Linked DNA regions of Homo sapiens: region 2 is linked to region 1. A link is an interaction called in ENCODE POLR2A ChIA-PET data of the cell type or tissue named here. Cell type or tissue: GM12878. All regions are shown on one strand. Links, peaks and the distances in the headings refer to the core of each region. The heading gives the core; the rest is flanking DNA.

What was found. ChIA-PET counts read pairs that join two places held together with the same protein. Peaks named below come from ENCODE experiments on the same cell type or tissue, not always from the same donor. Only the 100,000 strongest peaks of a DNase experiment are listed, where the experiment ranks them.
Region 2: POLR2A ChIA-PET joins it to region 1 with 6 read pairs; 2 of 35 experiments call an interaction of 5 or more read pairs at or near these places.

The regions. Positions count from the first base shown.
Region 1 is chr4:120,842,887-120,846,586 of GRCh38, reverse strand. All of the region lies in intron 3 of PRDM5 (PR/SET domain 5), which reads left to right. Among named protein-coding and RNA genes, the nearest start is that of PRDM5, 78 kb to the left of the region's middle. In GM12878, for the core only: no CTCF peak of the experiment used is centred there; DNase peaks (open chromatin) are centred at 1,866 and 2,017.
Region 2 is chr4:120,730,927-120,734,626 of GRCh38, reverse strand. The region is part of intron 14 of PRDM5 (PR/SET domain 5); the gene reads left to right. Among named protein-coding and RNA genes, the nearest start is that of PRDM5, 190 kb to the left of the region's middle. RefSeq lists a silencer at 353-559. In GM12878, for the core only: no CTCF peak of the experiment used is centred there; no DNase peak of the experiment used is centred there.

The DNA of each region.
Region 1 (3,700 bases), core at 485-2,984:
GTGCATGTAAACGTTATATTTATACTATACTGTTGTCTATTAAGTGTGCAGTAGCATTATGTCTAAAAAATACACATATCTTTAAAGAATACTTTATTGCTAAAATGTGTTAATGATTATCTGAGCCTTCAATGAGTTAGAATCTTTTTGCTGGTGAAGTGTCTCACCCTGATGTTGATGGCTGCTGATTGATCAGGGTGGTGGTTGCTGAAGGCTAGGGTGGCTGTGGTAATTTCTTAAATAAGACAACAATGAAGTTTGCTGCATCAATTGACTTTTCCTTTCACAAAAGGTTTCTGTGTAGCATGCTTTGCTTTTTGATAGCATTTTATCCACAGTAGAACTTTAAAAATTGGAGTCAGTCTTCTCAAACCCTGCTGTTGCTTTATCAGATAAGTTTATGTCATATTTGAAATTCTTTGCTGTCATTTCAACAATGTTCACAGCATCTTCACCAGGAGTAGATTCTATCGAAGGAAACTACTTTCTTTGTTCATCTGTAAGGAGCAACTCCTCATCTATACAAGTTTTATCATGAGATTACATCAATTTAGTCACATCTTCAGGCCTCACTTCACATCTTCAGGTCTCACTTCTAAGTCTAGTTAGTTTTCTTGGTATTTCCATCACATCTGCAGTTACTTCTCCTGAAGTTTTGAACACCTCAAAGTCATCCATGAGGGTTGGAATTGACTTCTAAACTTCTGTTCATGTTGATATTTTGCTCTCATCTCATGAATCACACATGTTCTTAATGGCATTTAGAATGTCAATCCTTTCCAGAAGGTTTTCAATTTACTTTGCTCAGGTCTACCAGAGGAATCACTGTGACAGCAATAGCCTTATGAAGTGTGTTTCAGAAATAATATTTGAAAGTCGAAATTTATCCTTGATCCATGGGCTGCAGAATGGATGTTGTCTTAGCAGGAATTAAAACATTCATCTTCTTGAACACTCCATCAGAGCTCTTGGGTGACCAGGTGCCTTGTCAATGGCAGTGTTATTTTGAAAGGAATTTCTCAAATGAGCAGTAGTTTTCAGAAGTGGGCTTAAAATATTCAGTAGACTATGCAGTAAACAGATGACAGTGCCATCATCCAGGCTTGGTTATTCCATCGATAAAACATAGGCAGAGTAGATTTAGCACAATTATTAAGGGCCCTAGGATTTTCTGAATGGTAAATGAGCATTGGCTTCAATGTAAAGTCACCTGCAGCATTAGACTCTAACAAGATAGTCAGCCTGTCCTTTGAAGCTTTGAATCCAGGTGTCACTTCTCCTCTCTCGCCATGAAAATTCTAGATGGTATCTTCTTCCAATAGAACTATTTCTTGTACATTGAAAATCTGTTGTTTAGTGTAGCCAGTTTTCTTAATTATTAATATCTTAGATAGATCTTCTGGATAACTTGCTGCAGCTTCTCCATCAGCTCTTGCTGCTTCACCTTGTACTTTTGTGTTATAGAGATGGCTTCTTTCCTTAGACCTCATAATTCTGCTAGCATCCAGCCTTTCTTCTGCAGCTTCCTTGTCTCTCTCAGCCTTCACAGAATTGAATAGAATTAGGGAGTTGCTCTGGTTTGGGCTTTGGCTTAAGAGAATGTTGTGGCTGGTTTGATCTTCTATCCAGACCACTCAAACTTTCTCCATATCAGCAATAAGATTGTTTCACTTTCCTTATCATTTGTGTGTTCACTGGAGTAGCACTTTTAATTTCTTTCAAGAACTTTTCCTCTGCATTTATAACTTGGCTGTTTGGCCCAAGTGGCCTAGCTTTCAGCCTGTCTCAGCTTTTGACATGCCTTCCTCATAAGCTTAGTCATTTCTAGCTTTTGATTTAAAGTGAGAGACGTGTGACTGTTTCTTTCACTTGAATACTTACAGGCCATTGTAGGGTTATTAATTGACCTCATTTCAGTATTGTTGTGTCTCAGGGAATAGGGAGGTCTGAGGAGAGAGAGAGAGATGGGGGAAGGGCTACTGGTAGAGCAGTCAGAACACACTATCAGTTAAGCTTGCCACTATATACGTATGGTTTATGGTGGCCCCCTAAACAATTACAATAGTAACACCAAAGACCCTTGATCACAGGTTATCCTAACAGACACAATAATAATAAAAAGGTTAGAAATATTGCAAAAAGTAGCAGAGGCATGAAGTAAGCACATGGTGTTGGAGAAATGGCTCTAAGAAACTAGCTCGATGTAGAGTTGCCGTAGTCCTTCAATTTGTAAAATATGCAATGTCTATGAAGCACAATAAAGCAAAGTGCAAGTAAACAAAGTACGCCTGTAAGTGCTGATATAGTAAGCTTAAATTTTCATTATCACCACCCCTTGCCAGGTTTGTAGTTTTTGTCTTTATAATATCGTCTGTATATGAAACAAAGTAAAATCTGTTTTATTTCTTATAAAGCTTTCCCAGAGTATCTAGTATAATTCTGTGCATGTAGAAGACTTCTCAGTAATTATCCACTACTCAAGAGACAACCTGCTGTGTGGAGTGACTGAATCCTAGTGAGCCTGCCCCACAGTGGCCGCAGCGGCCTATGCACCCTGCTACTGAGCTCCTCTGTGTTTAGGTGCACGAAGCATCCTCTTAGGCCACTTGAGTAGTATTTACTGTGGATGACATTGTGCTTGCTGTGCTCTGTGGCCATTCTTCTCTTTGGAAAGATAAAGACTTTATAGACACAAGAAATGCCCTGTGGGGAAGAAGTCTTACTGTACTGTGTGCTGAGATCTTTATTAGATATAGTGGCTTGGTGACCCTAGGGATAAGATTAAAATCATTATGCCTATATGTTTGTGCCAAACCACTTTTCAGCTTTTTTAAAGAAGAAAGTTTTGTGCAGGCTGATTCTTTCTTTATTTTCTTTTCTTCTTCTTTTTTTTTTTTTTTTAAGGCCGGATCTCATTCTGTTGACCAGCGTGCAGTGGCCTGATCATGGCTCATTGCAGCCTCCATCTCCTGGGTTCAAGGGATCCTTCCAAGTAGCTGTGACCACAGGCATGTGCCAGCATGCCCATCTACTTTTTTAAATTTATTGTAGAGATGGGGTCTTGCATTGTTGCCCAGGCTGGCCTTGAACTCTTGTACTTAAGTGATCCTCCTGCCTTGGCCTCACAAAGTGCTGGGATTACAGGCATTAGCCACCATGCCTGGCCTATAGAGCACCTTTTATGTGCTCATTTATGGTAGTCTTGTGCAGGACATTGGCATTAAATTAAATTAATTAATTAATTAATCTTGAGACAGGGTCTCTCTCTGTTGCCCAGGCTGGAGTGATGCAGTGGCACAATCTCGGCTCACTGCGACCTCTGCCTCCTGGGTTCAAGCTATTCTCCTGCCTCAGCCTCCCGAGTAGCTGGGATTACAGGTGCACATCATCACGCCTGGCTGATTTTTGTATTTTTAGTAGACAGGATTTCACCAGCTACGTTGGCCAGGCTGGTCTCAAACTCCTGATCTCAAGTGATCCACCTGCCTCGGCATCCTAAAGTGCTGGGATTATAGGTGTGAGCCACCATGCCCAGCTGACTGATTGTTTCTTACAGAAATCCTCTGAATTTTGCCTGCTCTCAGATGTTTTTGCAGATTGGGTAATGCTGGATATTAGAAAGTTGTGTCCCTAGAAATTATAGCCTTATGGGGCTCATATATTCTTTCCATATTTAGTGACCTAACAAAGCCTACCTCTG
Region 2 (3,700 bases), core at 627-3,126, 110 kb after region 1:
GCCAAGGGAAGGGAAGCGTTTCAGCATTTCTGGGAAAAATCACATGCTCTGTCTGAATCTTGCAGTTTTATGATACATATAACCATATTCCAGATTCTGAGAAATCCAGCAATAAAGGCATTTCTTATAGTTTGTTTAGGCTAGTGTTTGCCAGGCTAGTTTGAACGTAGTGAGTAAGGGTGTGTGTGTGTGTGTGTGTGTGTGTATTTGTGTGTGTGTGTGTGTGTGTGTGTGTTCCACTAACATCTCACTGGAGCTAGTCTTTTACAAAACACAATTCAAGAATCTCTGGTCTAATGCATCCCATGTATGGCTGCATCAATACTTATAAAGATTGCTTTGATCAACTGTCTCAGTTGCTAAAAAAAAAACAAACAAACAAAGCCCTCCCCCATCCCCTACAGCGGCTCCTCTCTGCCTGCAGAATGGAGCCCAGGTGGCTTAGCCTGGGTGCCCTGTGCCAGGCTGGCTGTGCTGCCTGCCGTCTGCCCCGCCCGTGCCCCCTTCCTCCTGGACACTCTGGGCCTCAGCCAGTTTGGACCATGTGTCCTTCTCCTAAGGATGACCATGCTTGCCTAGGTCCACTTCAATACTTTTTGAGGCTACAAATAAAGCAGTCCCTCTCCTGGTCAGGTCTCACTTTTTATACATTCTTCCCTGCCACCTCTGCCATCGGCATACTTTACTGGTACATTAATTATATTAGCCCAGTTTTTTTGTTTTTTTTTTTTTTTACTTTTGTGTCATTGTTTTTCTTCTGTTTCTTTTTTTCTTAGAGCTTAGTTCACGTATTCATTCAGTCTTTCCACAATATAACTGCATGTTGTATGATTTTATCCTCATCCTCATTGGTATTTATATATCTTTTTTGTAAAAATGGAGACTTTCTAAATAGATCTTTATTAACATTATTAACATCGAAAGGACAGTGTGTTTAAAACCTGGTCTCAGCCACCTGGAGTTCTCTGCATACCCAGAAGGGGAGTGGGAAGCTGGCATTGTTGCATTAGATATTCTTACAGTGAAAGAGAACCATGTGTGATGGCAACATTGGAACATGGAAAACAAAGCATCTGGCTCTGCCCCAGGGAGACCAGGTAGGGTCCACTGAGGAAGTCTGAATTGGATCAGAAAGTATGAGTCTGAGTTTTCTAGGAAAAGGAACAAGATTGGGGGTAGGGCATTGCAAACCAACTGAGTGTCGTGTGCAAGGATGTGAAGCTGTGATTTGTGGGTGGGTGAGAAGCCCACTGTAGGAGAGAGCCCAAGGTGTGCGTTGTTGAGAACTGGAGCATGAGGTGGGGGTCAGGCAGGCATGGCAAGACTGTGAGGAGTCCCAGGTGCTGGGACAGGAAGATAGGATTGATTGTGTTGATAACAGTAAGTCAGAACAGGCTTTCATTTGTTTCCCAGTGAGAGAATGGAGTAATAAAATGAACAATAAGACTAGGTGTTCCCTCTTTACTGAAACACAAACCTATGAAATAAAGAAAATATTCAGTCCAAGCAGCTCTGTCTATCCCTTGAACTTACCTATTTTTCTTTCATATCTTTTTTCTTTTATATCACACAAATGGTCTTGTAGGTTGAGACTAGTAAAACTATAACAATTGCTAAGGCTGTAGGTATTTGCTATTACTAGCTAGAACAAAATACAATGCACAACATTTCTAAAATGTCTTCATTATTTGTGACCTATTTTGAGTGCAGTCTAGAGTCACAGAATATCCCAGCTGCAAAGCATATAAGAGGTCAGTTGATCCAACCCCTTTATTTAAAAATGAGGGAATTTAAGTCAAAATATCGTAAAGACTGGGTATAGCTAGTTATAGCAGGAATATTTCTCTCTCTGCAAGCACTTCGATGACATTATCTTTCCTCAAATTCATTTGGTCATGAAATTAAAGGGAAACTGAATAACAGGTTAGGTTAGAGAGCAGGAGTATTATACCATTTTTTAGTTTTTATAGTTTTTTATTTTTAGTAATATGTTATATAAAATTATTACCTGTTTAAAAAATTTTATTGTGAAGTAACCTGTTGTATTGTCCTGAGGTAACAACCTCAGAGATCAGTTATTTTCAAGCAATACATCTGATTTCAAGAGATAAGTTACAATGAATATAAAATTTACTTGTTAGGAATTTATATTGTTATTACTATTGGAATTTGTCTATCTTTTCTGTAAAATTGGAGATCTTGTAAGTGGATCTTTATTAATGTGAAAAGGACAAAGTTTCTGAAAGTGCATAAAACAAATAATATTATCTGATTACTTAATATTAGATGTTAAGAAGTATATTTTAGAATGAGTAACTTTTTATTGATCATTATATACTATGTACTGAGTTAAGTACTTATATTCTAATCAAGAAATCTTCCTAATGATCATATGAACTGTGTATAATATATTCAGTCTTAAGAATAAAACAATAGATAATAGACCCTGCAAATTCTCCCTTTTTTATGTTCAGCTACCAGTCTTTTAGATGACCTCCATATGGTAAAGACTGCAGGAGCTCCTCTTAAGCCACCCAAATGCCTACCCTTATCCTGAGATGGTTCAACATTAATTTGAACACCTCATCAGACACACAGTTCCTTAACTATCTTAGCTATAGGAACCATTACAACTTCTGTCACCTACTCACAGAATTATACCCTTAATATTTTCAACCAGCTTGGTGTCAGAAATTCCTTGCCTTGCTAATCACAGAGACCCAGCCATGTCTCTTAAACATGAAGGGGTTTATTTATAAGTGTGCAGAAGTAGGCATTCCAGGGATAGTTTGACACTTCCACAAAGTCATCCAGGCATGTGGCTTCCATTGTCAAGGTTCCAGTGTGACTCAAGATGGATTTTGCCACTCTGGCCATCACATCCTCATTCCAGGCAACAGGAAGGAGGAGGCAAGAGAAGGTAACAGGATACGCCCCTGCTGATTACACTTCCACTAAGGAGCTTTCTGGAAGTCCTACCCACCAACTTCCACATGACCACACTTGGCGGTGAGGAATTCCGGAATTATCATCTTTTCTTAAGCTTGTTGCCACACTAAATAGAATTACTTTCTGTTACTAAAAACAAGGGAATAAATATAAAGCAGATTTTTCTCCAGTCTCATTTGCCAGCCCAAAATTATACCATTCTTTTTCTAGACTTTTGTTAGTTTTATTGCTTTAACTGACATCTCCTTCTCTGCTGTACTGCCTGGCCTCTTACCCATAAGTAAATTTTTGTAAAAAAAAAAAAAAAAAAGAAGACCTCTGTTTAATTGAAATTGCCTCCTCCATCATTTTCTGACCATCTCATCTCATAGCCGGGTGAGGGACCCCTTCTCTGTGCTATCATCACTTGTTGTACATTGCACTGCACTGAGCTCTTTTGGTGTCACTTTCTCCCTCAAATTACACCTGTAAAAATCTCTTGCTCATGGTGGGCGGAACTTCAGGGTCTAGCTGACTGCCTAGCACACGGTGGGAAATTGTTAGGTTGTTTGCTGAACTGACTGTAAAGTGTCATAGTCAATATTCAAGTGTAAATAGCAGGGCTTTAGGTGAGTACTGTTTTAGTCCCTGTCTCTTTATTTCTCACAGCTGCTGCAAGGGAAACTCTTAAGGGCTTTTGTATCTTATCTGCACCTCTTTTTTTAAGGGCCTGGGCAGAGTGGTGTCAGAGAACAACTTCGTCTCTCTGGCT